Linked DNA regions of Homo sapiens: region 2 is linked to region 1. The links are chromatin loops, found by intact Hi-C in ENCODE. Cell type or tissue: chondrocyte. All regions are shown on one strand. Links, peaks and the distances in the headings refer to the core of each region. The heading gives the core; the rest is flanking DNA. Region 1 holds the start of SLC7A10 (solute carrier family 7 member 10). Region 2 has its middle 22 kb from the start of ZNF181.

The links. Peaks named below come from ENCODE experiments on the same cell type or tissue, not always from the same donor. Only the 100,000 strongest peaks of a DNase experiment are listed, where the experiment ranks them.
Region 2: it touches region 1 in a loop (11-fold over the local background); 2 of 110 quality-filtered maps call a loop at or near these places.

What each region holds. Positions count from the first base shown.
Region 1 is chr19:33,225,666-33,242,274 of GRCh38, reverse strand. SLC7A10 (solute carrier family 7 member 10) reads left to right here and starts at 16,425. Exons shown (of 11, transcript NM_019849.3): 1 at 16,425-16,609. The coding sequence starts at 16,572. RefSeq lists silencers at 559-658, 9,325-9,492, enhancers at 6,932-7,081, 8,019-8,188 and a cis regulatory region at 8,103. In chondrocyte, for the core only: a CTCF peak has its summit at 6,853 (motif pointing left); DNase peaks (open chromatin) are centred at 5,038 and 6,883.
Region 2 is chr19:34,703,855-34,720,463 of GRCh38, reverse strand. It overlaps the pseudogene SCGB2B1P and the pseudogene SCGB1B1P. Among named protein-coding and RNA genes, the nearest start is that of ZNF181, 22 kb to the left of the region's middle. In chondrocyte, for the core only: CTCF peaks have their summits at 7,390 and 7,590 (motif pointing right); no DNase peak of the experiment used is centred there.

The DNA.
Region 1 (16,609 bases), core at 3,155-11,154:
CTGAGCTGGACCTAAGGGGGATGGGGGGTGGTTGTGAACGAGGACCCTTCCCTCCTCCATCCTGAGGCCGGCAAGCACGGCAGGCATAGGTCCAAGCTGCTCCCTTGGAGGGGCTGGCACGAGGGGGCCCCTGCCGCAGGCACCCGGGCATCAGAGGGGCTGGGTGGGCTGGGAGGGATGCTGCATCCCCACCTGTCACTGGCTCCGTCCTCAGTCTGGGTCTGTATGGGCAGGAGGTGGGGACGGGGTGCTTCCATAGAGCATATGGCCTCCTGCACAGGGCAACGCCGTGCCACCAGCTCCCCACTGCGAGTGGACCCTCAGACACCGTGACAGACCAGGGATTCCCCCCAGCTGCGGGAGTGGGCATACCTGGGAGGTAAGGGGCTCCGACCCCTCCCCGGGGGCGGTGGGGGGGACCTGCTTCTGTCCCATGGGCTCCGGGTGACACCTAGTGGCCAGGATTTCCTCTTGCACTGTGGGCCCCCAAGCCCCCAAACTCCTTGGCCTGGGACATCCCAGAAAGGAAGGGCACCCCTGCCCTAGGTCTCCACCCACAGACTGGTTCTCACGGTCCCCCGCCCCCGTGCCGGCTCTCCGGGCCTCACCCACAGGCGCACTCACACCCGCTGTGACACTCATCCCTCCCTCCCTCCCACGCACACGGCCACAGAGCCGTGTGGGCCTATGGGAAGGGGTGTCCTGGGGCCCTCTGGGCAGAGGGTCTTCTCCAGTGCCCTACCGGACCACATGCACCCCCCAACCACCCCTCACCCCCAGGAGTGCCTGCCCAGGAGCACCCCCCGTGATCAGCTAGTCCCCCCGGGGAGGGAGGCCTAGAGGAGGAGCCTTGGACTTTCCACCCACCTCCTCCCAGCCAGGCCTCACGGTTGCTGCTGTGAAAGCCAACCTGGGACAGAGCCAGGAGCCCCAGGTGAACACCCAGCCAGAACCCAGTGGGGAAGGAGGTCACCAACCCAGCCAGAAGCCCAGGAGGGACCAGCCCCAAGGCGACGTCTGCCCCAACCAGGGCCCGTCTCCTGGTGGCCCTCGAGGACATGGGCATGGGAGAGGGCCCAGGAGCCAGGCCAGGCCCAGGAGTGGGCATGTGAGCATCAGCCAAGAGCGGCCTCCCTTCCGGGCCAGGGCCAGGCCGCCTGCATCACACAGGGGAGCCCGAAGAACGGGGGGAAAGGCCTGTAGGCGGGGCTGCCCAGAACCCTGCCAACCAAGGCACGGGGGCACACGTGGCCAGCAGCACCGGGCAGCACCAGGCATCTGAGACCCCAGACCCAGCCTGCCTAAAGGGGCTGCCTTCAGGTGACACCACTGGCTTTTTCCTTCCAGAGCCACCAAGAGAGGAAGGAGAAGGTGACTTGCCCCATTTCCCAGTTGTAGGCACTGGGACTTGGCAGGAACTGACAGAAACAGAAGATGTGGGCACTTTGCTTCCCAGGCTTGCGCGGGGAAGCTGGCAGGGCCTCGGGGTCTCTACCTCCTGTGCCTTCCCAGGACCCAGGCGTCCCTCACTGCCATGCACTCAGCCCTGCCAGCTGGGAGGTGGCCTCATCCACTAGAGAGCCCCCTCCCCTGCAGCCTTCACCTGACCTCTAGTCCCCGCTTATGCAACGGAGGTGTCACAGAAGCCGGGCACCCACAGGGCAGGCTGGGGTCTCAGCCAGGGTTGGGCTAGGGGCCTAGTGGGCTGAGGACCTGCCCGGGGGGCCAGCTGCAGCCTCTGTGTGCTCTTCCCCACAGCACTCACCTGTGTGCATGGTATGGACCTTGGCTAGAGATGGGCAGGCATGGGCAGGATGAAGAGTGAGTGGGCACCCCAGTGTGCCTGCAGCTGCTGCCCAGGCTGTGCTCAAAGCCCGGAGGCTTAGGGGCTGGAAGTTCATACTCCACAAGTGGTGTGTGCCAGGGAGCTGGCCTGGAGGCCTGGGCCCCTAAAAGGGTTCTATGGGTGGAGTTAGAGGGTCCTTGCATCCCCAGTGCCCTCCCTCAGCCCCAGTGCCCATCGGGATTGGCGCAGTTCTTCCCTGGTGGGCACTTTCAGATGGAGAAACTCCTATGTCCACCTGAAGGGACTCCCATTCCTGTAGAAGGGGCAGAAGCCTTGGGCAGGCAGATGAGATTCCAGGTGGCTCACAGATGGGTCTCCTCCAGCGCTGGGACCCTGTCCACCCCGCCTCCACTGCTCCTCCCTCTGGTCTGCCCCACTTTAGATGGGGGAGGGGCATTGGAATCTTCAGTGAATGAACACAGAATTGAAGGGCCAATTGAATTGAATTGAAGTTCACACTCGTAATCCCAACACTTTGGGAGGCTGAGGCGGGACAGTTGCTTGAGGCCAGAAGTTCAAGACCAGCCTGGGCAACATGGTGAGACCCTGTCTCTACAAAAAAACTTTTTTTCTTTTTAATTAGCTAGGCACGGTGGTTCACACCTGTAACCCCAGCTACTCAGGATGCTGAGCCGGAAGATTGCTAGAGCCCAGAGGTTTGAGGCTGCAGTGAGCTATGACTGCACCACTGCACTCCAGCCTGGGTGACAGAGTAAGTAAGACCTTGTCTCTTTAAAAAAAAAAAAAAAAAATTGAACTGAGTGTCACAGCCTCAACTTTGCCACCAATATTTATAGTGCCTTTTAGGAGCCAGACTCTGGGCCAGGACTGGGATGCTACAAAGAGGAATGACTCTGGCTGGGTTAAGGGATGGTATGGGGGAGCAGGAGGCAGGGAAGGAGGAACACAATGAGTGGATGCTGCCTCCCATGGGCTAAAGAAGCCGGGGAGGGAGTGCTGGCCCCAGCCTATCAAGGGAGGGACATTTCCGGAGGGCTCCCTGGAGGAGGAGGATACCTGGGCTAAGAAGGTTCCACCAACCCAAGCACTCCCCTGGAATTCCAGGGTAACTGCAGAGGAAAAGCACTGAGGACATTCCAAGCAGCTGGAACAGGGAAGGTGGAATTAAGGGAGGCAGAAAGGCCCAGCACACCGGGGCCGCTGGGAGCCACGGCAGGGACACGTCCCATGTCCCCACAGGGCCAGTAAGGATGCAGCTGTTACAGAGTAGCCAGGCCTGGGAGAAATGAGGACCGCAGATCTTGCAGTGTGTGCTGGGAAGGGAAGGAGCTTCTTGGCATCACTGCCCCCACACCCACCCAGATTAGAGAATCAGGGAGGTCAGAGGCCCACAACAGTGGTTTTGCTTCTCCCCTGGGGTAGTTTAGAAGTGTGAGGGGGTTCACTGGCTGCAGTAATGGGGTGCTGTAGTCATGGGGTGGCAGGGACCTGCTGTGTGAGGGGCATCCCGCCTGGTGGCAAGTTGCCCCGCACCCCACACAAGAGAGGAGGGAGTTCTGTGTGGGCAGGAGGTGGGGATGGGGCGCCAACTGGGAACAATTTTGCCCCTCAGGGGACATTTCTCAGTGTCTGGAGCCACTTCTGATTGTCATGACCTAGGGGTACTGCTGGCATTTAGAGGGTAGAGGCCAGGGCTGCTGCCGAGCATACCCCACTGCACAGCAGTTATTCTGCTCAACATATCCACAGCGCGGGGCATGAGGAACTCTGATGTAGGATTGCTAATAAACCCTATCGGTAATGACCCTATCGGGAATGACTACTTCTGTTCGGCGTCTTTTCCAGATGCACAATTTCTAGGGATGCAATGAGCATGAAAGCTGAGGGGAGATGGAGCTTTGTTTTGTTTGGAAATTTACCAAGAAGCATTTGCCATTTTGGAGAAACACATCCCCAAGATCACAGGGTGGCCCCAGCAGGCACCTGAGCCCTGAGGGTAACCCTGCTCCCGTCTGTGTCTGCAGCAGTGACAGCCTCTGCCATTCTGTGCAACCCACATCTGAGTCCACTGTAGGTCACACCCAGGCCTCTTTCCAGTTGAATATACATAATGAAATTATAAATTACTTTCCTTTTATTTCTTCCTTATTTTATTTATTTATTGTTTTTAGAGACAGGGTCTTGCTCTGTCACCCCAGCTGGAGTGCAGTGGCGCAGTCGTGGCTCACCGCAGCCTTGAACTCCTGGCCTCGTGTGATCCTCCTCAGCCTCCCAAAGTGCTGGGACTACAGCATGAGCCACTGTGCCTGGCCTATTTCTTCCTTATTTTAAAGCTACGACATTAGATGGATTTTGAAAGTCTGGCTGGGATTCTATGATCTATGAATTTTACTTTGGGGTGGTAAGGAGATACAATAAGATTCTTTACAGCAGGAGAAGGAGTCTGGTTAGATGAACCAGGTTTAGATGCTCACGGGGGGCAGGGGATAGGGAGGACCACCCCAGGGTTCTTGTCTGCAGAAGGAGGATGTCCCATGGCTAAGGGAAGGGAGGTGAGACCTGGGAGTGAAGGAAGATCAATGTCTGGACCCTCAGCTTGAGCGAGGCCGGGTGCAAAGGTCTGAGGCCAGGAGGAACATCTGGGTGTGGGCAGCAAGGAGTGAAGATGGCAGGCCCATAAAGTGTCAAGAGTGAGGGAGGCCAGGCACAGTGGCTCATGCCTATAATCCCAGCACTTTGGGAGGCCGAGGCGGGGAGGATCATTTGAGGTCAGTAGTTCGAGACCAGCCTGGCCAACATGGTGAAACCCCATCTGTACTAAAAATACAAAAATTAGCCAGGCGTGGTTCTGCATGCCTGTAATCCCAGCTACTCAGGAGGCTGAGGCAGGAGAATCGCTTGAACCCGGGAGGCGGAGGTTGCAGTGAGCCAAAATCCCACCACTGCACTCCCGCCTGGGCAAGACAGTGAGACTCTATCTCAAAAAAAAAAACCAAAAAGTGAGGAGATGGGAGCGCTGGAGGGAGCCCCAGGGCACTGCAGGGGCAGGTGGAGGACGAGGGGCTGTGGAAGGGACTGAGAGCAACCAGGTAGTTTGGTCCAGGGAGGCTCAAGAGAGGTTTCAGTGGTCCTGGGGCATGGGGTTAGCACAGCAGCGCCCACATCGGGTCTCACCTATGGGGGTAGCCTACTTTTGAGATCAAAGGCAGCTCTGGGCAGAAGCCACCGGGCCCCGCTCAGTTCACGAGGCTGGCCACACCCAGCCATTGGCAGGTCTGGGTCTCTGCCCATCAAATCAACGGGGCTGGGATGAGTGCCTCAGGCCAGGAGGGGGCCAGGAAGCCCCAGGACCACGTGGCCAAGCCTCCCAGGATCACGGTTACCAGACCCCCAGGATTCAGGGTCTGGTTACTCCAGCTCCCCGCTTACCAGATGTGAGGCCTTGGGCCGATGATTCCCTCTCTCTGTGCCGGGTTTTTCCTTCTTTGAAAAGGGGAGATAACATAGGGCTGGCCCCACTCCCCTCTCCCCCAGACAATGTCCCATTTCCATCCCATGGTCAGGCCAGGCTAGTGCGCCCCTTCTGGCAGGGCCCAGCCCCAGCTAGGTTGATTGGGGTCCCAACCCATGGTCAGGGCAGAGCCGGCTGGTCAGCCTGGAGAGTCCTCATCCACAGTTCTCCATCCCTGTGACATGTCGCTGTGAAAGTGCTTCCACAGACATCCGTCTGCAGGGCCTGAGTGGTGGCGCTGGGTAGCCCACTGGTGACTCACATAAGCACAGGACTGGGGGCCAGTTTTGAACCCTCCTCCAGCAGATAGCTCAGTCCCCTGCAAGTGGCTGGTACCCTGCTCTCAGAGAGGCACTCTGCAGGGAGGGTCACCCAGGCCCGAGCTGGGGTGGAGGTCTTCTGACCCTGAGACTGCTTTGCCTTAGACCAAGGGGGCCTAATCTTCTGGCTTCCCTGGACCACATTGGAAGAAGAATTGTCTTGGGCCACACATAAAATACACTAACACTAACGATAGCTAATGAGCAAAAAAAAAAACAAAACCAAAAATGTTGTTTTTCTTTTGAGATGGAGTCTCCCTCTGTCGTCAGGGCTACAGTGCAGTGGTACAATCTCAGCTCACTGCAACCTCCGCCTTTGGCTGTTAGACTTTTTTCTGGGGTCCCTCACCGACCTTCCACGCACAGTCCCCCAGCCACCGGCAGAGCTGAGGATGCCGCCACCCAGGGGCCACATCCAGCTGGGCCTCCACCCACAGGGTCCCGTGAACCCATGCGTTCTCGGATCCGAACAGCCCCGGTGGTGTGCAAAGTCTTGTTTTTACGTTACAAGCATTCATTTGTTAGAAGTAAACACGTAGATTGCCCCAATTTTTTGTACCCGGTTTTGACGTGTCTTGGAGCCTGTGGGGGGAGCCCGCCGCAGCGCGCAGCCCCACGGTGCCCGCTCCCCTCCAGCAGTGGCCGCCCGCGCCTTTCCCAGGCTCAAGGCCTCCCTGCCCACCAGGCAGGTGGGGAGGCTGAGCCCACGGGGCCTGCGGAGCCCCGACCCACCGGCCAAGATGGGCCTGGCAGGGCGGCTCCACCGAGCTGTGAGAAAGGCCAGGCCCATCAGATAAGCGCCGGTCCCTCCCGCAGCCACCGCCACCACATGGGCTCTATCGCCTCCCCGTGCCTCCCAGCCCTGCCCCGAGGCAGGTGCGCTGCACGAAATGAATCTCACTGCAAGATCTCTCTGGTTTCACTATGAATGTCCTGACCCAGGCCAGCACCCACAGTCCCTGGGGCCTCCCCTGCATCTCTTCTCTCGGGCTACAGCAGAAAAGAGCCTGAGCCGCTCTCAGGAAGGACTTCCCTGGCTCCCAGCTGACTCTAGTGGTCCCCGGAGAAGCCCAGGAATCCTAGCCTGTTCTCCCCAGCCCTCTAATACAAGATCCAGCAGAGGCCCGGACTCTGACATCGGGAGAGTCAGGCCACTAGGTCCAGCTCAGGCACCTGGTCTCAAGGACCAACGCGGAGGCTGCCCTCTGGTGGCACGTTTTGGAATGGCGGGTGTCCTTAAATGGAAGGATATGGGTAAAGGTCCCACGGAGAGGGTACCCTGGTCCCGGAGGCTGGCCCCACAGGATGCAGGGCTGGGAACCCCTGGAAGGAGAGGAGATCCCGGTTCCAGATCAGAAGTCCAAGCCCTACCTTCTCGTGTTCCCTACTGGGCTGCACAGGGCCGTGAATGCAGTGGCTTCAGGGGAGGACATGGGATAATAGGAAGATACAAGAAACCTGGCCTCCCTGACAGGTCACCCCCTCCTCCATGCCCCTTTTAGGACCCCAGGACCTGGGGAGCAAGAAAGGCGAGTTCAGGCAAACTGCCCGTCCAACAGCTGTGGGCAGCGAGGGATCACATGCTGCCCTTTTCCTCTCCACCTCACAGGGAAAAACTGAGACGCTCCATGTCCAGTCTGTAAGTCAATGGCAGAGCCGGGACCAGAACCTGCATCTCGCAGCTCGTGAGGCAGACACTTGGAACCTCCATGGAGAACCTGTGATGTGCTGGGGGCAAGGCCAGGTCTCTGCCTTTGAGCCTGGGGAGGTGGCAATGTGGACACAGAATGGGCACGTCTTCCATTCTGGGGACCAGGAGGCTTCCTGGCCAAGGTGATGCCTGGCCTGACTCATGAGGGACAAGCATGAAGGTGTGACAAGGTACGGCCAAGGAGGCAGCAGGAGCAGGCAAGGTGTGACAAGTTACGGCCAAGGAGGCAGCAGGAGCAGGCAAGGTGTGACCAATGCCTGCTGTATTTGGGCACACAGAGTCGGAGTTATTGGCTTGAAAGAGAGTGACCATCCATCCAGTTTGCTGGGACGTCCTGGTTTATATCTGTCAGTTGTACTCTGCTGTGATTATAAATAGTGCCTCCTTTCACTTGCAAACCTGTCTCAGTTTGGACCATGAATTAAATGATCTCCCTCCTGACACCTGCCTGTGGGGTCATTCACAGCCTGTGGCTGCGCTGAAAGAAGAGGATCCGAGACAGGGAGGGTTCCATTTGTACCTCGGAGCAGCAGCCCTGGGTTGGGGAGGAGCTGTTTCAGCCCCCAGGACAGGGTGGGGGTGCAGTGCACGGGGGAGTGGGGAGGTGGTGAAAGGCCCAGGTGGGGTGGTCGGAGCTCTGGGCGTGGCAACTGGGATCCCGACCCCACTCACAGGAGGGATGGGTTGGGGCTGGGTGGGATGTCACAGCCTGAAAATTACAGGGAACAACACCCTGTGGTCATTCTAGAAGCCCCACCAGCTATGCAGGCCAGGCCAACCTTAGACCTGGGCAAGGGGGTCTCTGCTGTGGACCCCGTGCCCTGGAGAGCCAGGACGTCACCAGCAGCAAATGCAAAGAATTTTTTTTTTAATTTCAGTCTCGTAAGAGTGTTTTAAAGGTTGATAACTGAACAACAGTGAGTTGTCGGAGAGGACAGATGCGAAAAAAAGACCCCACAGGCCCAAAGATGTGGGGCTGAGTGTTGAGTGCGTGTGTGGATGAGTGTGTGAGTGGTTGTGTGTGATTGCAAATGTGTGGTGGTGTGAGAGGTTCTGTATGGTTGTGTGTAGTTGTGAATGTGCGGTTGTGTGTGTGGTTGTGTGTATGAGTGTGTGAGAGTGTGTGAGTATGCAGTTGTGTGTGTGGTTGTGAGTGTGTAGTTGTGTGTGGTTGTGTGTATGTCACTGTGTGAGAGTGAATATGAGTGGCCGTGTAGGTGGTTCTGTGTGGTTGAGTGCATATGGTTGTGTGTGTGGTTGAGTGTGTGGTTGTGAGCATGAGTGTTTAGGAGTGTGTGGGGTTGTATGTGGTTGTATGTAGTGTGTGGTTGTGTGCATGTGTGTGACAGTGAGTGTATATGTGGTCATGCATCTGGGTATGTGAGTGAATGTGGTTGTGCAGGTGTGTGAGTGTGTGGTTGTGTGTGTGGTTGTATGTAATTGTGTGCATGTGAGTGTGTGAGACTGTGTCTGTGATTATGTATGTGTGGTTGTGCATGTCAGCGTGTGAGAGTGTGTGAGGTATGAGTGTGTGGGTGTGTGCATGTCAGTGAGAATGTGTGGTTGTGCATGTGTGTGTGGTTGTGTACGTGTGAGTGTGTGAGAGTATGCGGTTGCACGTGTGTGTGATAGTGTGTGGTTGTGTGCATGTGAGAGCGAGTGTGTGGTTGTTCGTGTAAGACAGTGTGTGAGATATGAGTGTGTGGTTGGGTGCATGTGAGTGTGTGAGAGTGTGTATGTGGTCATGCATGTGGGTGTGTAAGTGTATGGCTGTGCATGTGTGTGAGTGTGTGGTTGTGTGTGGTTGTACGTAGTTGTGTGTGGTTGTGTGTGTGTGTGTCTGGGCAGCCTGGTGTCCTGGTACCTGTCTGCGCTCCTTCCCTGTCCTGCTCCTTGGTGAGATTTTGGGGAGGAGATTAGAATGCCCTGGAAATGCCAGGTTGGAAAAGCGAGGTGGCGAAAGGGTGCCCAGGCCAGCCCCCAGTCAGGAGCGTGCTCACACCCAGGGTTCTCGGGCACTGTCTTAGCTCCCACCCCAGTGGATGACGGCCATGAGAACCAGGGGAGACCACGCCCCAGGGGCGGGCTGCAGGGCCGGGTGTGAATGAGGGCTGCATCGTGGGTGCAGTTTCATCTCTAACTTGGAAATATGTAGGCCTCCCGGGTGAGGGGCTTGCATGTGTGTTTGCGCCCTTGGCCCACCAGTGCAAGGGTTGAACATGGTTGTTGTTGGGGAGGTCCAGGGAGGGTGCAGAGAGGAGGCAGGAAATGCAGGGCAAGGCCAGAGAAGGTGGGGAGAGAGAAGGAGGCAAGCACGACAGAAACAATGTCCAGGGCTGAGAATCCATGAGACAGAAGCAGAAAGGAGGCCATAAACTAGCAGGTGCTTGCAGCTTGGAGAGGGAGTGGTTTGGGGTCAGGATGGTAGAAACCAAGGAAAGACTGGGGCTGCCTGAGGAGATACCTGGGCTGGACGTGGGAGTGTCAAAGAGAATGGAAGTGGCGTAGGAGTGCTGAGTGAGTTTAACACCCACGAGGGAGTCAGAGCAGGCCGCAGACCCCCTCCCAGCATGCAGATCCTGACCCTCCCAGGACCCTGCCCAGGCCATGTGTAATGTCCCATGTTTGTCAGAGTGTAACCTACACACACAAACATGCACCAATCATCTAGTGTTCCCCTTAATGAATTTTCATAAACTGAACATACTCGTGAAACCAGCACCCCGATCAATAAGTCAGACATGATCTGCACTCCAGGGCCCCTCCTCAGTTCCTATCCCCAAATTGCTGCCCAGTTCCTACCCCCAAGAAGGTAAGGATAAACCTCTATCTTGACTTCTAACATCAGCATTCATTTTGCCTATTCTAGAACTATAAATGCAATCATCCCAGAACTGGATCTCTTGAGCCCAAGAATTCAAGACCAGCCTGGGCAACAGAGCCAGACCCTGTCTCTACAAAAAAATTTTAAAAATTAGTCAGGCGTGGGGGTGCATGCCTGTAGCTGTAGCTGCTCAGGAGGCTGAGATGGGAGGATCACTTGAGCCCAGATGTTGGAGGCTGCAGTGAACTACGATGGTGCCATTGCACTCCAGCCTGGGCGACAGAGTCTCCGTCTCTTAAAAAAAATTAATGGAATCATCCCAAAATGTAATCTTGTGTCCAGCTTCTGTTGCTCAACATTGTTTATGAGATTCACCATGTTGCAACATAGTAGTAATTTGTTCATTTCCTTTGTAGCACAGAACTCCGGAATTTACATGTACTCTAAACATGTTCATCCATTCTACTGTTAATGGCTATCTGGGTTGTTTCCAGTTTGGGGCTACTAGGAAGACTGCTATGAATGATATCGTAAATGCCTTTTAGTACATTTATATATTTATTTCTGTTGGAGACATACCTAGGGGTGTATCTTAGTTCGTCCTCTCCAGAAAGCAGTGCCTGGGGCAAAAGCTTAGAAGGTACTTCTGTTTCGTTTTGTGTTTTTAGAGATAGGATCTGGCTCTGTCATCCAGGCTGGACTACAGTGGTACCATCATAGCTCATCACTGCAGCCTCAAACTTCTGGGCTCAAAGGATCCTCCTACCTCAGCCTCCTGAGCAGCTGGGACTACAAGCATGCACTACCACGCCCAGCTAATTTTTAAATTCTTTGCAGAGATGGGGTCTCACTATGTTCCCCAGGCTGGTCTCAAACTCCTGGCCTCAAACGATTCTCCCCCATCAACCTCCCAAGGTACTGGGATTACAGGCATGAGCCAGGGTGCCTGGCCTTAGGTAGAACTTAACTGGGGGATGCAATTGCAGGGAAGCAAGAGTAAGGGGGAAAGGAAGTGAACAGGGATGGCATGAGAGCCAATATGAGGGTGAGTTTCAGAGTTGGCCACCACTTGGTGCCAAAGGCAGCTGATGCTGAATCTTGTAGTAACATCTTCCAAGAGGTTTTTATAAGGAATATGATTCATAAGGGTCCATCTGGGATGAGGTAGAGGGAAGAATTTATCCACTGACTCCCATCTGCCATTTATCCATCTGCCATTGTCCAAGTGAGATAGGAGAACAGGGAAAATGAGGCAGGAAAGTAGCAAAGGGAATTGAAAGTTGGATAAAGGGCAGAATAAGTAAAAGCAGAGAGCAGAAGAAGCAAGGTGAAGGGGCAGGTGAGCAAGAAGCCAGACAAAAAGCAGAGGTTCAGCAGCCAAAACAAAAGTAAGATAAAAAAGTGAGCAGGGCCGGGTGCCGTGGCTCATGCCTGTAATCCCAGCACTTTGGGAGGCTGAAGCGGGAGGATTACCTGAGGTCAGGGGTTCAAGACCAGCCTGGCCAACATGGTGAAACCCACTGTCTACTAAAAATACAAAAATTAGCCGGGCGTGGTGGTGGGCGCCTCTAATTACCAGCTACTCAGGAGGCTGAGGCAGGAAAATTGCTTGAACCGGGAGGCAGAGGTTGCAGTGAGCCACCGAGATTGCGCTACCGCACTCCAGCCTGGATGACAAGAGTGAGACTCCGTCTCAAAAAAAAAAAAAAAAGCGAGCAGTATCCCATGGCCGGCAGGATCCTGACCAAACCAGTAAGGGGCTGCGCTTCAGAGATGGGCATGTGCATTGGAGAGAAAAGGTATCCTTAACATAACCCCGTTATGATAATCAGCTACTTAAGGTTCATGCATATGAGCTGCATATCATGTATGTACTTAGGATTATGGGATGGAGGCAAGGTGCAAGCGCACGGGGGCCAAAGTAACTAAGCAACACACCTGTCAATCAAAAAGATAGACACTGGCTAGAGATTAGGCAGCCTTGGGAAGAGGGGGAAAAAAACAACATATAGAAAGACCCAAAGTACACCAAACTAATGCCGATCTCATCTCACAAAGATCAGTCCACTCTTCCTCTCCAAGAGTGGAATACTGCACTTAATACACTTTTTGCTATCTGTATATGTCTCTTCCAATTCTTTGTTCAAGTCGCCCAGATCCTGGAACTGTGTGGCACCATTCAGTAACACAAGGATAGGCCCGAGTGTGCTAACTCTCCTGCATTTCTGATTGCAAGTTTGTGGGTGCCAGATTGGTCCCTTATTATCTCATTCCTCAGGGGCATCAGAGAATCCCTGAGGGTGATGGGGGGTGCTGGCAGGTTGTACCTGCACCTGAAGTGGGAGGAAAGGTGGCAAAGCCTTGACACCAAGGTGAGGCTAGGGGCTGGGGAGGTGGCGTGATATCCAAGAGGCATCTAATACAGAGTGGAGATGCTGGATTTGGAGGTACTGCCAAATGGTTTTCCAAACTGGTGGTACCAACTCCACATCCTTGCCAACATTGGGTGTGTAATTTTCACCATTTTGGTGGCTACTCAGTGGTATCTTATTCTCGTTTTAATTTGCATTTCCCTGATGGCCCATGAGGTTTGAGTGCCTGTTCAGGAGTTTAACAGTCATTGGACATCCTCTTTTGGGAAGCACCTATTTAAAGTCCTTTGTTTTTTTTTTTTTTTTTTTTTTTTTTGAGATGGAGTCTCGCTCTGTTGCCCAGGCTAGAGTGCAGTGGCATGATCTCAGCTCACTTCAACCTCCGCCTCGCAGGTTCAAGCGATTCTCCTGCCTCGGCCTCCTGACTAGCTGGGACCACAGGCACTCACCACCACCCCCGGCCAATCTCTGCATTTTTAGTAGAGACAGGGTTTCACCATGTTGGCCAGGCTGGTCTCGAACTCCTGACCTCAAGTGATTCACCTGCCTTGCCCTTCCCAAGTGCTGGGGTTACAGGCATGAACCACCATGCCCGGCCTATTTTAAAACTTTTTCCTATTGATTTGATACATATTTTTCAATACAACTCATATGCTTATATTTTTAGATAGAAGTCCTTTATCGGCCATATGTATGGAAATAACTTCTCTCATATGTGGCTTACTCTTTCCTCTTTAATCATGTCTTTTGACTGACAGAAGTTTCTAATCTTAATGTAGTCCAATCTGTCACTTTCTTACTGTGTTTCTTATGTCTGTTTAAGAAAATGTATCTATTCTCTCCCCTGAGTTTTCTTCTAGCAGCTTTGATGTTTCACCTTTCACACGTACATTTCACATGTACATCACCTGGGACTGGTTTTAGGGTATAATGGAAGGGTGACATTAAAAGGGTTTTGGTTTTTTTCTTCAATATATAGATCCACCACCACTTATTGAAAAGCCCGTCCTTTCTCCACTGTTCTGCAATATCAACTTTGTCATAATAAACCAGGATGGGTCTGTTTCTGGATTTCTGTTTTCTTCCACCAGTAGATTTGTTTATCTTTGCATCAATGCCACACTGTCTTCCTTACTGTAGTATAAGTCCTCCAGATTTGTTCTTCTTCACATACTCTTTAGAATCAGCTTGTTGAGTTTCATCCCTCCAAAAAAGCCTTGTAATCAACAACAAAGTTGTCTGGTGCTTTGATCAAAATTACATTGGATGTATTTATCAATTCTATAAATCAATGTGGAGACCAACATTTTAAATTCCAATCCATGAACATGGTATATCCCTCCATTAGCTTATGTCTTTAACAATTTCTCTCAGAAATGTTTTGTAGTTTCTTGCATAAAAATTGTACACATCATTCACTAGAATTATTTTTAGGTATTTGATTTTATGCTATTATTAATTTCATTTTCTAATTATTTCTAGTATATAGAATACAATTAGTTTCTGTATATTAAACTTCTGTCTAGCGACTTTGCTAAATGAACTTATCTTCCTTAAATTAACCTGTAATTTTTTTTCTACATACTGAATCACATCATATGTGAATGGCAGCTTTATCTTTCCCTTTACTATCTTCATACCTTTTTACTTATTTTTCTTGTCTTATTGCTCTGGCTAGGACCTCCAGTACACTATTGTATAGAATATTGACAAGTGCCAACATCCCTTCTCATTTTCAATCTCAGTAGAAAAGCATTCACACTTTCACCACTAAACATGATGTCAGCTGTAGGGTTTTTGTTTGTTTCTTGGTTTCTTGGAGATTTGTTTTTAGGTAGATACTTTTATCAGATTAAGGAGGTTCTCTTCTGTTTCTATTTGCTAAGAGTTGTTTGTTTACATCACGGATGACTGTTTTTTGCATCTGTTGAGGTTTTCCTTTTTTCTCTCTATTAATGTGGAGAATCATGCTGATTGGTTTTTGGATGGTAAACCAATCCTACTAACCTTTTGTTCCCATTGAAATTTGCAGGTTCTAGTTCAATTCCACGAAAAGGACCTCCTGAGCTATGGGGCCTGGCTGACAACATACAAACTCCATCCTGTGCAAAGCCCTAGGCCGACCTTTCCCCCACAAACGCATACTCCACATTCCAGGTCCCAGAGAGACACCCTCGAAAACCACAGGCTTCAGAGCTGCGAGGCTTGCGCCAGCCCCTGCCCCTTGGCAAGCTGCCCCTGATTGCACCAGCCCTGGCTAGACCCTCTCCCAGCAGACCCTAGAATTGCGAGGGCAACTGGGGGGCTGGGGAGAGTCAAACCAGAAGGTCGAGGCCTCTGGCCCCTAACACCCGCGACAATCAGGGGTCTCCGGAGCCAGGGCTGCCCCTACCCTGCGCGAGGCTCCTTTAAGAGAGTCGGCCTCTGAATGGTCTCTGGGGCTGGAGGTGGAGGGCGCCAAGAATGCCGGTCTCCGACGACAGAAGCGAGAGGGATGCAGCTTCGCCGGGTGGCCTCCCCCTCGGCGTCCCACCAGCACGTCCACCCTGGATCCTCCCGCTCCTACTCCTACCCCAAGTCCCCGCCCCCAACTTCGAAGCTCCTGTGTGCCTGCAAACGCCGGCCCCGCCCCGCTCCCACCTCCAGGCCCTGCCGCTGCCAGGGACCCGCCCCTGCCAGGGACCCGCCCCCGCCCCGTCCCACCCCGGTCCACCCTGCAGCCGTCGGACCCCTGGCAGGGCCCCAGCAAACCCGGAGGCCGCCACTGGGGGGAAGGACGGGGCGCCCGGCGAGGCCTCATCCACATGCAGGGGACGGCGCGTCGCGGCGGCCGCCAGGAAGAAACAAAGGCTGTTCCGCCGCCGGCCGCACAGTGCCAGGCTCGCCCCGCCCGCCGCCCCGGTGGCCCCGACGCGGCCCCCCTGGATCTTTTCCGCCGGCCTCGGCTGCACAGTCCGGACGGCTTCCGGGAGGAGGCAGCCTCCCTCGGATCCCCGCACTCCCGACCCTCTCCCGCGACCACAGCCTCCTTCTCCGTGTCTCCCGGGCATTCCAGGTCGCCTGGCCTTCTTGAGCCGGGCTGGATCGCGCGGGACCTGCACCAGAGACCCGAGTTCTAGTCCGCTGAGCCCTCACTCTGACCTGGGACGAGGAGCCTGTAGTGAAGATCTCAGGCCAGAGGTGGCCCAGAGCCTGGTAGGGTGGGCGAGCCGTGTCCAGGACTCGTCACAGGTCTTGGGTCCCCGTGATGAGGATGAGAGCCCCCGGGATCTTCACCTCGACCCTCAGGCCTTTGATCCAGGGTGCATAGGACACCCAGACCCCTCAGAGGAGTTCCAGACCTCAACCCCCACCCCTCCTGAGGTTGTCCGCCTGGGAGCCTCAGGAGGCACGAGAAAGGGTTTGGTCTCAGCCCTGCACTTGCTCGGCGATCGCTACTGATCTCTGGGCTTCAACTTCCACCTGTAGAATGGACTCACCCTGGGAGCTGTCTCCTACACACACACACACACACACACACACACACACACACACACACACATCGTGCAGGCATAGAGTACTAAAGGGAGCACACACTGCATCCCCACACGCGGCCAGCTGTTATTCTTGCCGTCCCCCTCGGCCTCCCTGAGAGCAGGGATTGTCTTGTCTCGGAGCTCTGCTCCCCAACCCGGCCCCAAGAATGGATGTAACTCAGGCAACTGGAGGGTCCCTTCCTTCGCCCAACTGGGAAGTCCTTCCTAGATCTGCCCCAAGTCCTCTCCTTCCTTCCCAGGCCGGGACTGGGGGAGGGGGCGTTCCCTTTAAGGGAGGTGGGGGAGGGGGCTGTGGGCCGGCCCTCCTTCCGCCCCTCCCGGGCCCCCGCCGCCCGGGGCCCCCAGTCCCGGGCCCGGAGCCAGCGCATGCGCCCGCCTGTGGGCGCTGTCCCGGCTGCGAGGGCCGTGAGCTCACGGACCGACGGACCGACGGGCGGCCGGCCGGACAGACGGGGCAGCGCAGGGAGCGGGGACGCGGCGGGACAGCGACATGGCCGGCCACACGCAGCAGCCGAGCGGGCGCGGGAA
Region 2 (16,609 bases), core at 3,613-11,612, 1.5 Mb before region 1:
TATATTTTTATATAGTAACTAGATAATAAGATTTCTTTTTTACCTCTGGCTTTATTGGTATAATTGACAAATAGGAATTGTGTATATTTAAAATGTATGGCTTTATAATTTGATATATATTTACAGGGTGAAGTGACCACCATACTCAAGGTAATTAATATATTCATCATAGATTTGATTATATTTAGAATTTTAAAACAAAAAGGTATTGAAGTCAGCCAGACTCAAAGGCTACATATTGCACGGTTTTTCTTATTAGCAATTCTGGAAAAAGTAAAGCTATAGGGATAAGAGCACACCAGTGGCCACTAATGATTAAGGGTGAGGAGATTATTTGAGTACAAAGGAACAGCAGAAGAAATTTTTTGAGGGGTAGAAAACAGGTTTTTTTTTTTTGTTTTTTTTTTTTTTTGCTGGTGAGGACACTTAAGATAACAATTTTTAGCAAATTTCAAGTATGATGGCTCCTCCCTTTTTCACAGTTTTGCTTTCTGCAGTTTCAGTTACTCATAGTCAACCAGAGTCCAAACATTGGTGAGGCAGTACAATAAGACATTTTCAGAGAGAGACACTGATCAGATTCATGTAAATTTTACTACAGTATATTGGTATAATTGTTCTATTTTATAATTAGTTCCTGTTAATTTCTTACTCAGTTGGATTTATAAACGAAACTCTATGATAGGTATGGACGCATAGGAAAAAAGCATAGTATATTGTATAGAAGGTTCAGTACTATGCATGGGTTCAGGCATTCACAGAGAGTTATAGAATGTATCCCCTGAGGATAAAGGGGATTCTTCTATACAATACAGTATTATTAATCATGGTCACCATGCTGCCCATTAGATCTCCAGAGCTCATGCATCTTGCATAGCTGAAACTTTGTACCCTTTGACTGACAACTTCTCACTCATCCCACCCACCACCACTTTGTGGCCCCAGGCAACTACAATTCTACTCTCTGATTCTATGAGTTTTATCATTTTAGATTTCACATAGAAGTGAGATCATGCAGGATTTGTCTTTCTGCGTCTAGCTTATTTCACTAATGTCCTCCAGGTTCATCCATGTTGTTGAAAGTAGCAGGATTTCCCTCTTTTTTAAAAGGCTGAATAGTATTCCATTGTATATTTTGTAAAACACAGATGATAGATACATAGATAGATAGATAGATAGATAGATAGATAGATAGATAGATAGATAGATAATAGACAGATAGATAGATAGCTTTTGTATATATCACATTTTCTTTATCCATTCATCCATTGACAGACATTTAGGTTCTTTCCCTATCTTGGTGACTGTGAATAATGCCACAATGAACCTTGGGGTGCCAATCACTGATCTTATTTTTTTTGGATATATACATAGAAGTGGGATTTCTGGATCATACAGTAGTTCTATTTTTAATTTTTTTTTTTTTTTTTTTTTGAGACAGAGTCTTGTTCTATCGCCCAGGCTGGAGTGCAATGGTGTGATCTTGGCTCACTGCAAACTTTGCCTCCCGGGTTCAAGTGATTCTTCTGTCTCAGCCTCCCGAGCAGCTGGGATTACAGACACACACCACCATGCCTGGCTAATTTTTGCATTTTTAGTAGAGACAGAGTTTCACCATGTTGGCCAGGCTGGTCTCAAACTCCTGATCTCAGCTGATCTGCCCACCTCGGCCTCCCAAAATGCTGGGATTACAGGTGTGAGCCAATGCACCCAGCCTATTTTTAATTTTTTGAGAAAGCTCCATTCTGTTTTTCATAAAGGCTGTACCATTTTATATTTCTACCAATAGTGCACAAGGGTTTCAATTTCTTTACATCTTTGCAAACACTTATAATTTCTTGTCTTTTCGGTAGAAGCCGTGCTAATGTGTGTGAGATGGCATCTTGTGGTTTTGATTGGCATTTCCCTGATGATTCGTGATGGTGAACATCTTTTCATGCAGCTATTGGCCATTTGTATGTATTTTTAGGAAAAATGCCTACACAGGTCTTTGCCCATTTTTAATTGGATTATTTTTTGCGTTGAGTTGTATCAGGTAATTATATAGTTTGGATATTAACCCCTTATCAAATATATGGTTTACAAATGTTTTCTCTCATTTTTTAGGTTGATACCTCCAGCTTCATCTTCTCACTCAGGATTGTTTTCACTTTTTGGGCTTCTTTGCGATTCTATAAACATTTTAAGATTATTTTCCTGTTTCTATAAAAAATGCCATTGGGATTCATAGAATCTGATATATGTCTTCTTTAATTTTCTTTACCAATGTCTTATAGTCTTCAGTGTGCAAGTATTTCACCTCTTTGGCTAAGTTTATTTTGAAGCATTTTATTCTTTTTGTTGTTACTGCAAATGTAATTGTTTTCTTATTTTCCTTTTTGGATAGTTCATTATCAGTGTATAGAAATGTCTCTGATTTTTGTATGTGTATTTCGTATCCTACAACATTACTAGAATTATCAGTACTTTAACAATACATTGTTAATTACACTCATCCTATAGTGCTATAGAACCCTAGAACTTATTCCTCCTATCTAGTTAGTTGCATTTTGTATCAGTAATCACTCTCCTTCTATGAGTTCAACTTTTTTAGCTTCCGTGTATGAATGAGAACATACAGCATTTATCTTTCTGTGCCTGGCTTATTTCACTTAACACAATGGCTCCAAATTCATCCATGTTGATGCAAATAACAGAACTTTGTGATTTTTTAATGGCTAAACAGTATTTCATTGCATATATATACTGTATTTTCTTCATCCTTTCACTTGTTGATGGACACTGAGATTGATTCCAAATCTTGGCTGTGAATAGTACTTCAATAAATATAAGAGTGCAGATATGTCTTTGATATACTAATTTTCTTTCTTTTTTTTGGATGTATACTCAGTAATTGTATTGCTCGACCATGTGGTAATTCTGTTTTTAGTTTTTTGAGAAATCTCCATATCATTCTCCATAATGGCTATCCTAATTTACATCCTCACCAACAGTACGCAAGGTTTCCCTTTTCCTTGCTTCCTCACTAGCATCTGTTATCTTTTGCAATTTTGATAATAGCCATTCCCACTGAGGTAAGATGAATCTCATTGTGGTTTTGATTTGCATTTCCCTGATGATTGGTGATGCTGACCACTGGAAAAATACCTGGACCATTTGTATGCCATCTTTTGAGAGATATTTCTTCAGCTAATTTGCCATTTGTACATCAGATTATTTGTGTGTTTTTCCATGTTGAGTTATTTGAGTTCCTTATATATTCTGGATATGAATCCCTTGTCAGATGAATAGTTTGCAAATATTTTTTTTTCCATCCTGCAAGTCATCTCTTCTCTCTATTGATTGTTTCCTTTGCTGTGCTGAAGCTTTTTAGTTTAATGTAATCCCATTTGTCTATTTTTGCTTTTGTTGTCTGTGCTTTTGGGTTTTCTCCATAAAATCTTTGCCAAGACCAATGTCCTGAAAATTTTTATGCATATTTTCTTCTAGTAGTTTTATAGTTTCAGCTCTTGCATATAAGTCTTTAAGCTATTTTGAGTTGATTTAAGGAAAAATATGATTAGAGATGGATGTCTGGTTTCATATTTTTGGCATATTAATATCCAGTTTTCCCAGCACCACTTATTGAAAAGACTCTCCAATCCCCAATAAATGTTCTTGGCACTTTTGTTGAAAATCTGTTGATGGTAAATATGTGAACTTATTTCTGTGCTATTTAGTTCCATTGACTATGTGTCTATTTTTATGACAGTATCATACTGTTTTTTTTTCTTTTGTTTTCCTTTTCGTGGCAAACAGGGTTTCACTATGTTGCCCAGGCAGGTCTCGAACTCCTGGGTTCAAGGTATCCTCCCGCCTCTGCCTCCCTAAGAGCTGGGATTACAGGCATGAGCCACCATGCCCAACTGTTTGTTGTTGTGTTGTTTTTGTTTTAACCATAGCTATATAATCTATTTTGACTTCAAGAAGTGTTATGCCTCCAACTTAGTTCATTTTTCTGAGGATTGCTTTGGTTATTCTGAGTCTTTTGTGGTTTCTTACCAATTTTAGGATTGTTTTTTCTACCTCTGTGAAGATATCATTGATATTTTGACAGGGATTGCATTGAATCTGCAGATCACTTTTGGTGATATGCTCATTTTCACAACATTAATTGTTCCAATCATGAACATGGGATGCCTTTTCACTTTTGATGTCCTCTTCACTTTCTTTCATCAGCGTTTTATAGCTTTTTGGGTAGAGGTCTTTCACCTCTTTCGTTAAATTTATTCTTATTTTGGTAGCTATTTTACATGAGTTTGCCTTCTCAATTTCTTCCTTTACTAATTTGTTGCTGATGTGTACGAATGCTACTGATTTTTATATGTTGATTTTGTATCCTGTGCCTTTACTGAATTTCTTTATCAGTTCTAAGAGTTTTTGTTGGTCCTTTTAGGTTTTTCTATATACAAGACCATGTCATCTGCAAGCAGAGACTGGGACATCCTCCTATCCAGTCTGGATGCACTTTATTTCTTTCTGTTGCCTAACTGCTCTGGCTAGGACTTCCAGTACTATGTTGAATAAAACTGGTGAAAGTGGCCACTTTTTTTTCTTGTTCCAGATTTTAGAGAATGACGTTTCAATATTTCCTTATTCACTATGATGTTGGCAGTGGGTTTGCCATATATTTCATTTATTATATTGGCATACGTTCTTTTTACACCCAGTTTGTTAAGAGTTTTTATAATGAAGCACAGTTGAATTTTATCAGATGCTTTTTCTGCATCTATTTACATGATTGTATGGTTCTTGTTCTTCCTTCTGTTGATGTGATGTGTCACATGTATTGATTTGTGTATTTTGAACCATCCTTGCATTCCTGGGAGAACTCCCACTTGATCATGGGGAATGATCATTTTGCTGTGCTGTTGGGGTTGGTTTGCTAGAATTTTGTTGAGGATGATGGATATTGGCCTATAGTTGTTGTTGTTGTTGTTGTTTTCTGTATGTGTGTGTGTCCTTGTCTGGTTTTGCCATCAGGGTATTGCTGGTTTTGTAGAATGAGTTTGGAAGAATTTCATTCCCTTCAATTTTCTGGAGGACTTTTTGAAGAATTGGTATTAGTTCTTAAATATTTTGTACAATTCTGGAAGAAAATGGAGCCTGGGTTTTTTCTTTGATGGAGACATTTTATTACAGGTTCAATCTCATTACTTGTAATTGCTCTATTCAGGAGTTCTATTTCTTCTTGGTTCAATCTTGGTAAATTTTATATGTCTAATAATTTACACATTTCTGGTACGTTTTCTAATTTGTTAGCTTATAGTTACTGGTAGCAATCTCTAATGATACTTCGTTTTTGCGTGGTATCAGTTGTGATGTCTACTATTTCATTTCTGGTTTTATTTACTTGGGTCTTTTTTCACAATCTAGTTAATGGTCTGATGATTTTTTTTCTTTTAACAAAACCAACTCTTCATTTGTTAATCTTCTATACTATTTTTTAGTCTCAATTTCATTTATTTCTGCTGTGATCTTTATTATATCTTTCCTCCTGCTAAATTTGGGTTTGGTTTGTATTTGCTCTTTTAGTTCCTTGAAATGCATTAAGTTTTACTTGAAATCTTTCTCTCTTTTTTTTGATGTAGGTAGTTACTACTAAACTACCTTGTTATTATTGCCTTTTCAGTACCCTATAGATTTTGTTATGTTGTGCAGGTTTTATTTGAACTTTTTCTACATTTTTGATGAAGATATTTATTATCAAAATTCTTGCTAATATTGTGTTTGCTGGATCACACAGGCTTTGGTATGTGGCATTTCTATTTTAACTTGCTTCAAAAATTTTTTTAATTTGCTTCTTAATTTGTTTATTTGCTCATTGTCTCATTTTTATATATTTGTTCATTTTAGAAAATTTATCTTGTTATTGATTTGATTTATAGTGTTACTTCATTGTGGTCAGAAATGATACTTGATGTGATATTTTCATGCAGGCAAACGATGTATAATAATCACATAAGAGTCAACGGGAGGCTGGGTGTGGTGGCTCACACTTGTAATCCCAGCACTTCAGGAGGCCAATGCAGGCAGATCACAAGGTTAGGAGTTCAAGACCAGCCTGGCCAACATAGTGAAACCCCGTCTCTACTAAAAATACAAAAATTTTTATTTTTTGTATTTTTAATCCCAGCTACTTGGGAGGCTGAGGCAGGAGATCATTTGAACCCAGGAGGCGGAGGTTGCAGTGAGCCGAGATTGCACCATTGCACTCCAGCCCAGGCAACAGTGCTAGACTCTGTCAAAAAAAAAAAAGAAAAAGAGTCAATGGGGTATCCGTCACCTGAAGGATTTATTCTTTGTGTTACAAATAATCTGATTATACTTTTTCAGTTATTTTAAAATATACAATTAAATGATTATTAACTATAGTCATCCTGTTTTCCTATCAAATACTCATTCTTTGTTAAATGTTCTTATGGAAAGAAATAATATTTTGCAGCTGTTGGATGAAATAGTCTATAAATATCTGCAAGAGCCATTTGATCAGAAGTGCAGCAATTGTGTCAAGAAATTTTGAATTTTTCCACATATATATAAACTTCCCTGTTTTCTTGCCAGTTTTGATTTCTGGTTTCATTCCACCGTGGCTAGAAAAGACACTGAATATGGTTCTGATCTTAAATTTGTTAAGACTTGTTTTCGAATTAACTTGTCTTCTATCCTGGAGACTGTAGTGTGTATTCTTGAGGAGAATGTCTTCCGCTGTTGGGAGGAAAGTTCTGTGTGTGTCTGGTAGATCCATTTGTTCTATGATTTTGTTTAAGTCTGTTATACGTTGTCTGTCTAGATGGTCTGTCTATTATTAAATGTGACATGTGGAAGTCTCCTACCATTTACTATTGCCATTTTGTTAACATTTTTGTTTGCCCTGTAGTTCTTTTGTCCCTCTGTTTCTACTCCCTAGGTGTCCTTTCACTGTGACCTAGGGTGGAGAGGAAGACAGTGGGAGCATCCCCCCAACAGTTTTCTCTCCTTGGTTCCTGTGTCCCAGCATTGTGTTAACTGTGCTGCCCATTGTTGTAGGCGTGGTCCTCCAAGTCATGGAACCTTATGAACTAAGTTATGGGATTAACCATGCTTTACCCACACTGCCTTAGCTTATCGATCTGTGTGATCTGCCTGGCTTCCTGAAGAAATGGATCTCTGGAGAGACTGTGTCCCCTTTGGGCAAGCCTTCTTTAACAGAGTCAGTGTGCTAAATTACCTGCTATTATGGCCTGTGCTAAAATATTTACCCATAGCAAAATGGTTCTGTTTAACCTCTGTACTTAAAATCACTTTACTAATTAAGTACTGCTCTCATTGGAGACAGAAATGAACGTAGGGACCTAATGGTGATTTTTCCTGCTGTTGGCACAGTATGGGCGCTAACATTTGGCTGTGAAGGACATTTTCCTCCTAATTGTTGAAGTTGGAGCTTTCCCATTCACAGAAAGACCTTAGAGGCTGATTTCTAGCGGTGCAAAAAGAAAGAATTGAGAAGCTGCAGTATTACTGTAAAACACCGGCGATTTGCCACATGAAGAGGATTTATATTTCCACTAGGTGGCGCTGTTGGCTTAGAAATAACATGTGCTCGCCAGAGGCAGGATAGAGATGCTTGTTGAGTTGCTGCACGTGGTGTTTGCTGATCTTTCCTAACAGAACTGTTTCCCTGAACTGTAAAATTTCCTGCACACTGCACACACAGAGGATAGGAGACATAGTGACAGCAGATAGAAAAGAAAGGAAAATTTTGTGACAGGATAGCTGGAGATCCATGATCAACACTTGGATGGGCTGTTGGAGGCTGGGTTCAGTCCCGAAGCCTTTGAATAATGCCAGGGTGTGCCCTGGACAGAAATTCTCAGTTGCCCTAGGACTTCTCCCAGCCTCATGTGATGGCTAGGAACTCTGTGGAAAAAAAAAAAAAAACTGGTTTGAAGACAGCCTTGAGATTAAAGGGCAGATTTGAGGCTCACTCCATACTCACCAGTCCGATGTTTCTATCTTCCATTCTGATCCTGATCCTGGATGAGAACCGCCAGATGAAACAGCTTGGTTGACTGGGGTATATACCCTGTTTCTTTGTCTCAGTCGAAAAAAATTCAGGACGCGAATACACATGAGGAGTGGGTTTAGGAGCAGAAAGTTTAATAGACAAAGAAGAAGAAGAGAGAGAAAAGGCTTCCTCATGCTGAGAAAGCAGGTCGCCCAAGAGAGGGTCTCCAGTTTGCAGCAGGATGCAATCGATTTTGTGCAGAGGCTTAGGGAGGTGGTGATTGATTTACATAGGGCCCAGGGGATTGGTTTGACTAGACGTTCCATTTGCATAGCCTGCAAAAAGACTGGCCTTCCCACCCTACTCTTTTATTATGCAAATGTGGTTCTACCTGGTGGGTCACCATGATTCCTACACACACGGTGACAAGGAAAAGGAGAGCAGGAACCACCATATTCAATGTACCTGGCTTCCAGGTACCGCTGCTGGCATTTACATATGAAAGCTCCTAGTTTTCATATATATCAGGCTGCTTTCTGTCGGAGAAGAAATGGTTTGGGGCTGCTTTTTATTAAAGGAAAATTCCACCGAGAACTTTTACCCTTTCTAGCTGCCTAAAAATAATTTCTTAATAAATCCTGTATTAGAAAGACCCAGGGCTCATGGTTTGGAGAGTCTCATGTGCTCGAGAGGCTGTAGGCCAGGAGGTCAGAGCCAAGGGTCTAAAATTGAGGTTGAGTGGTGCCATGGACACAGGAGGTCCTGGAGGTTCCCAGGCTAGCCTACAGAGCTGAACAGCCAGAGCCAGCCCACAAGCTCAAGGGCTAGCTGAATCCCCCTTCCTGGCCCTTCCCTGCGTCATTGGTGTCTGCTCCCTCCTCTCTACCTCCTCATTCACGAGGTTCCTTTTCCTCCCAGATTCCCAGGGAAAGGCCTTGGTGGGAGAGTACCTTGTCATGCTCTTATTTTAATGCTGAATTTAGAGAAAAACCATATAATACCCTTTTGAATTTAGTCAATATATTCATACATAGAATTTTTGCAAGATTTATTTTTACACTTTCTACCACTTGTTTGAACTTTTAACTTCATATTTTCTAATTTAAAACAATTCTTTAACCCTAGGCAAGAATTTATATTTTTATGCCTCTTATAACCTTTTATTAAAATACATTTTACTGTTGCTACACACCTCACATGTAAATCTATTTCCAGTAGTCTCAATTACATATCATAATGGTAAGTTGGTGGGAGGAGAATAAGCACTCCCACCCACTGCCCTAGAACCAGCAGACCCTCCACCCAGACTAAGGTGCAGGCACACACAGCTGCACTCACCAGCCCACTGAGCACATGCCTCTTGTCCTCGTCTGCCAATTTGCCATTGAAACAGTTCTTCAGCTTTCTAGCATTGGACAATATTAATGAGGATGTTCAGTATTGTGCCACATGATCAACATATTCATCAGGGGTTCCCACCAGGAAGAGATCAACATCCTTTGTCACAACTGGGCAGATGTCACAATCTGGAACACAATGACACGTGGACAGACCCTTGAGAGACACTCATCAGAGCCTACACATCCCTTTCCCTCCATGTATGCTCAAAACTGCCCTTGGATGCCATCAAAGCCCCAGCATCCACATCCCCAGGCATTCACAGCCTGGCACCTACTTGCCCTGGAGATCAGGAGCACGGCAGTGAAGAGCAGCCCGAAAGTAGGAGCCAGCTTCATGGTGCCAGTGGCAAGTTCGTCAGGCCCCATTTGAGGCCCTTTTATACCTGTGCCAGGTCTCACAGTGGGGCAGGAAAAGGCCTGTGTCTTTCCATTTGCTGATTATCTCCCCCTACCCATAGATGTATGAGGAGCTCCAATGTGCTGCTACATCCTCAGGGCTCAGACCAGGACCAACACAAAGTAGATGCTCTATAAATGTCTGTTAGATGAATTGAAGGGACATCCCCATTGCTCTGGAGTCTATAAACTACATATTTTTAAAACTTATTTTGGTTTCTTATTTTTTTAAGACAGAGTCTCCTGTTGCTCAGGCTGGATTGCAGTGGTGCAATCAGAGCTCACTGCAGCCTCAACCTCTCAGGCTCAAGCCATCCATCTTAGCCTCCCAAGTCGCAGGGACCACAGGTGTGCACAACCAAGCCTGGCTAACTTTTTTATTTTTAGTTTTTGTAGAGATGGGGTTTCCCCATCTTGCCCAGGCTCATCTCAAACTTCTGGACTCAAGCGATCCTCCCACCTCAGCCTCCCAAAGTGCTGGGAGAGACACTCATCAGGCATGAGTCACTGTGCCTGGCCTCTGGAGTCTATGAACAAGAACTTTTACAGATACTTACTGTATATTTGCTTATTAAATTGCTTTGTATTAGTTAAATAAAGTGAAAGTTTTCAGTACTTTGTCAGTTCAGAATAAGGCAGTTTTTGGCTAGAGGTTCTTGGCTGACCTTTTCTCTGAGTCAGTAGTGACAGAATAAGGTTTGCTGAAGCTGCAGAGTCAAAGGTAGAATGCAAGGTTTTTGGCCTTGATTAGAACCTTGTACAAAACAGGATTCATGTCTGGTAAGGGCTCTTGGTTGAGAGGTGCCAAGCAATGAGCTCCAGCTGTCAGCTGTTCATCATGTCTTCTGGTGTGTGACACTGTCTTAGTCCTGCCTTGCTTTTTTATGGCCTTGGTAGTGTTGAGGTGGTGGACATCGTCAAATGCCCACCAAGCTGAGTTTGGCATTTTTTCTCATAATATTTACATTGGGATTAGGATTTTAGGGAACACACCCTGGAAGTGCAGGACCCTGTGACATCAATGTCTAGGCACTGGTTATCACTTATCACTTGATTAGTGTCATCTGTGTTGGCTTTCTCTACTGTTTTTCCCTTTCCCTACTATTTTCTTGGGAAACATCCAGCACATACTCAAGGTGGGAGGGCAGTAAGCTTGATGGTGGCTAGATGTTTCTGAAGACAAGAGTAGGGTGGCCAGGTGTGGTGGCTCAAGTGTACAATACCAGCACTTTGGGAGGCAGAGGCAGGAGGATCCCTTGGGCCCAGGAGTTCAAGGCCAGCCTGGGCAACATAGTGAGACCCTGTCTCTTAAAAAATAACAAAATTAGCAGAGTGTGGTGGACTGTGGTCCCAGCTACTTGGGAGGCTGAGGCAGGAGGATTGCTTGAGAGCCTGGGAGGTTGAGACTGCAGTGAGCTATGATCACGCAATTGCATTCCAGCCTGGGTGACAGAGGAAGACCCTGTCTCTAAAAAAGAAAAAGAAAAAAGTAGGAAATGGGGAAAACAGTAGCAGGGAGGGGAGGATCTATATATATATAATTTGGAATTATTCTGTAAGGAATATCTGTCTTTTCTTTCTCATTTATTTATTTGTTCAATCATTTATTTGTATTTTTTTTCTTCCCTGTTTTTTTTGTTTCTTTTCTTATTTCAATAGGTTTTTGGGGAACATGTGGTGTTTGTTTACATGAATAAGTTCCTTAGTGGTGATTTCTGAGATTTTGGTGCACCCATCACCCAAGCATTGTACACTGCACCCAGTGTATAGTCTTTTATCCCTCACCTCCCTGCCACCCTTTCCCCTGAGTCTCCAGTATCCACTGTATCATTCTTATGCCTTTGCATCATCATAGCTTAGCTCCCACTTATGAGTGAGAACATAATCATTTATTTTTATCAGTATAGACTCACATGTAGTTGTCCCTTTGGATTTATGGGGAATTGGTTCCAGGACCTCCCATGGACACTAAAATCCACAGGTGTACAAGTTCCGTATATAGAATGGCATAGTATTTGCATGTAACCTGCACACATCCTCCAGTACACTTTTAAGTCATTCCTAGATTACTTATAATTCCTAATGCAATGCCCACATACAACTTCCTTCACATGGATTCAAGATAGCGCTCGGTATGGGATATATTCAAGTTTTGCTTTTTGAAATTGTGTGGAATTCCCTCCCCTACTCCCCAAGTATTTTCAATCTATGCTCAGTTGAATGAACAGATGTGGAGCCTACAGATGTGAAACCCACGCATACAAAGGGCCAACCGTATGTTATTTTATACTATTTTATACTCTGGGTTATAATCCCATACTATGTGATTTATTTCATTGCTCAGATTGTTCCACATTTGATCCTTCGGAGCTTTCTCAGGCCTCCTTCTGCTAGAATTTTCATAGACAATCTCATCTTGTTTGTGCCAAGAAACTGTTTTCCTAAAGAAGGTTCTCCATGGTATTTTGGCTACCTACAGTGGCATAAACCTGTCCTTGGACCTTCTGTGGTTTTTATCTCCTAATTTTGGGAGAGTGCTACTTTTGGAGCCAGGAAAGGTGGGGGAAGAATGTGGCCAGAAAGCAGAGGTGACAGTTGGGGGTGGGACAACAGAGCATTTGGGGCTGAATGGTGCCACTTAGAAAGGTCAGCTGCAGTTGCTCCTTGGCCAAGGTACAACTGCTTCTCTCCAAAGCCACCAGCAGCAGAATCAACAGCAGCTGGATCAACATCTTTAGCCCTTTGTTTCCACAGAGTGGGAGGGGCTTCCTGTGGGCACCACTTCTCAGGTGAGGAAAGCACATGTGCCAGGTCCCAGCCCACGGGCATTTGTTTATAAAGCAGCAGAAGCCCTGCCCTGAGCAGAACACTCCAGTAGACAACACGATGAAGGGGGCACTGCTTGTGCTGGCCTTGCTGGTGATCAGAGAGCTGTGCTTCCAGACAGGTGAGAGTGGGAAGGAGGAAACAGATGGCCCTCCTATCCTTGCCCCACTCTCTCCCATTCTGCCCCCTATGGTGATCTGTCAGCAGCTTCCAGGGACAGATTTAGGGGCCAGTATCACACTGAATGGGCAAAAACTGGAAGCATTACCTTTGAAAACCGGCACAAGACAAGGATGCCCTCTCTCACCACTCCTAGTCAACATAGTATTGGATGTTCTGGCCAGAGCAATCAGGCAAGAGAAAGAAATAAGTGGTATTCAAATGGGAAGAGAGGAAGTCAAATTGTCTCTATTTGCAGAAGACATGATTGTATATTTAGAAAAGCCTATCATCTTAGCCCCAAAACTCCTTAAGCTGATAAGCAACTTCAACTTGGCTGTGGGTTTGTCATAAATCGCTCTTATCATTTTGAGATATGTTCCATCAATACCTAGTTTATTGAGAGTTTTTAGCATGAATTTTGTCAAAGGCCTTTTCTGCATCTATTGAGATAATCATGTGGTTTTTGTCATTGGTTCTGTTTATGTAATGGATTACATTTATTGATTTGTGTATGTTGAACCAGCCTTGCATTCCAGGGATGAAGCCAACTTGATCATGGTGGATAAGCTTTTTGATGTGCTGCTGGATTCAGTTTGCCAGTATTTTATTGAGGATTTTCGTATCGATGTTCATCAGGGATACTGGCCTGAAATTTTCTTTTCTGGTGTGTCTCTGCCAGATTTTGGAATCAGGATGATGCTGGCCTCATAAAATGAGTTAGGGAGAAGTCCCTCTTTTTCTATTGTTTGGAATAGTTTCAGAAGGAATGGTACCAGCTCCTCTTTGTATCTCTGGTAGAGTTTGGCTGTGAATCCATCTAGTCCTGGGCTTTTTTTGTTGCTGTCGGTAGGCTGTTAATTACTGCCTCAATTTCAGAATTTATTATTGGTCTATTCAGGGATTCAAATTCTTCCTGGTTTAGTCTTGGGAGGGTGTATGCATCCAAAAATTTATCCATTTTTTCTAGAGTTTCTAGTTTATTTGCATAGAAGTGTTTATAGTATTCTCTGATGGTAGTTTGTATTTCTGTGGGATCAGTGGTGATGTCCCCTTTATCATTTTTTATTGTGTCTATTTGATTCTTCTCTCTTTTCTTCTTTATTAGTCTGGCTAGTGGTCTATCTATTTTGTTAATCTTTTAAAAAAAACCCAGCTCCATGGGTGGAGCCAAGATGGCCAAATAGCAACAGCCCCAGTCTACAGCTCCCAGCGTGAGTGATGCAGAAGATGGGTGATTTCTGCATTTCCCACTGAGGTACCAGGTTCATCTCACAGGGGAGTGCCAGACAGTGGGTGTGATGCACTGTGCGTGAGCCAAAGCAGGGCAAGGCATCACCGCACCCGGGAAGTGCAAGGGATCAGGGAATTCCCTTTCCCAGTCAAAGAAAGGGGTGACACACAGCATCTGGAAAATCGGGTCACTCCCACCCTAATACTGCACTTTTCCAATGGGCTTCACAAACGGCACACCAGGAGATTATATCCTGCATCTGGCTCAGAGGGTCCTACGCCCATGGAGCCTCGCTCATTGCTAGCACAGCAGTCTGAGATCAAACTGCAAGGCAGCAGCGAGGCTGGGGGAGGGGCGTCCACCATTGCTCAGGCTTGAGTAGGTAAACAAAGTGGGTGGGAACTTCGAACTGGGTGGAGCCCACAGCTCAAGGAGGCCTGCCTGCCTCTGTAGGCTCCACCTCTGGGGGCAGGGCACAGACAAACAAAAGACAGCAATAAACTCTGCAGACTTAAATGTCCCCATCTGAGAGCTTTGAAGAGAGTAGTGGTTCTCCCAGCATGCAGCTTGAGATCTGAGAATGGGCAGACTGCCTCCTCAAGTGGGTCCCTGACCCCTGAGTAGCCTAACTGGGAGGCACCCCCCAGTAGGGGTGGACTGACACCTCACACGGCCAGGTACTCCTCTGAGACAAAACTTCCAGAGGAACGATCAGGCAGCAGCATTTGCGGTTCACCAATATCCACTGTTCTGCAGCCACCACTGCTGACACCCAGGCAAACAGGGTCTGGAGTGGACCTCCAGTAAACTCCAATGACCTGCAGCTGAGGGTCCTGGCTGTTAGAAGGAAAACTAACAAAGAGAAAGGACATCCACACCAAAAACCCATCTGTACGTCACCATCATCAAAGACCACAAAGATGGGGAAAAAACAGAGCAGAAAAACTGGAAACTCTAAAAATCAGAGCACCTCTCCTCCTCCAAAGGAATGCAGCTCCACACCAGCAACAGAACAAAGCTGGACGGAGAATGACTTTGATGAGTTGAGAGAGGAAGGCTTCAGAAGATCAAACTACTCTGAGCTAAAGGAGGAAGTTCAAACCAAAGGCAAAGAAGTTAAAAACTTTGAAAACAAATTAGACGAATGGATAACTAGAATAATCAATGCAGAGAAGTGCTTAAAGGACCTGATGGAGCTGAAAACCACAGCACGAGAACTACGTGATGAATGCATAAGCCTCAGTAACTGATGTGATCAACTGGAAGAAAGGGTATCAGTGATGGAAAATGAAATGAATGAAATGAAGCATGAAAAGAAGTTTAGAGAAAAAAGAGTAAAAAGAAACGAACAAATCCTCCAAGAAATATGGGACTATGTGAAAAGACCAAATCTATGTCTAACTGGTGTACCTGAAAGTGATGAGGAGAATGGAACCAAGTTGGAAAACACTCTGCGGGATATTATCCAGGAGAACTTCCCCAATCTAGCAAGGCAGGCCAACATTCAGATTCAGGAAATACAGAGAACGCCACAAAGATACTCCTCCAGAAGAGCAACTCCAAGACACATAATTGTCAGATTCACCAAAGTCGAAATGATGGAAAAAATATTAAAGGCAGCCAGAGAGAAAGGTCGGGTTACCCACAAAGGGAAGCCCATCAGACTAACAGCAGATCTCTCGGCAGAAACTCTACAAGCCAGAAGAGAGTGGGGGCCAATATTCAACATTCTTAAAGAAAAGAATTTTCAACCCAGAATTTCATATCCAGCCAAACTAAGCTTCATAAGTGAAGGAGAAATAAAATACTTTACAGACAAGCAAATGCTGAGAGATTTTGTCACCACCAGGCCTGCCCTACAAGAGCTCCTGAAGGAAGCACTAAACATGGAAAGGGACAACTTGTACCAGCCACTGCAAAAACATGCCAAATTGTAAAGACCATCAAGGCTAGGAAGAAACTGCATCAACTAACGAGCAAAATAACCAGCTAACATCATAATGACAGGATCAAATTCACACATAACAATACTAACCTTAAATGTAAATGGGCTAAATGCTCCAATTAAAAGGCACAGACTGGCAAATTGGATAAAGAGTCAAGATCCATCAGTGTGCTGTATTCAGGAAACCCATCTCACATGCAGAGACACACATAGGCTCAAAATAAAGAGATGGAGGAAGATCTACCAAGCAAATGGAAAACAAAAAAAGGCAGGGGTTGCAATCCTAGTCTCAGATAAAACAGATTTTAAACCAACAAAGATCAAAAGAGACAAAGAAGGCCATTACATATGGTAAAGGGATCAACTCAACAAGAAGAACTAACTATCCTAAATATATATGCACTCAATACAGGAGCACCCAGATTCATAAAGCAAGTCCTTAGTGACCTACAAAGAGACTTAGACTCCCACACAATAACAATGGGAGACTTTCACACCCTACTGTCAACATTAGACAGATCAATGAGACAGAAAGTTAACAAGGATATCCAGGAATTGAACTCAGCTCTGCACCAAGCGGACCTAATAGACATCTACAGAACTCTCCACCCCAAATCAACAGA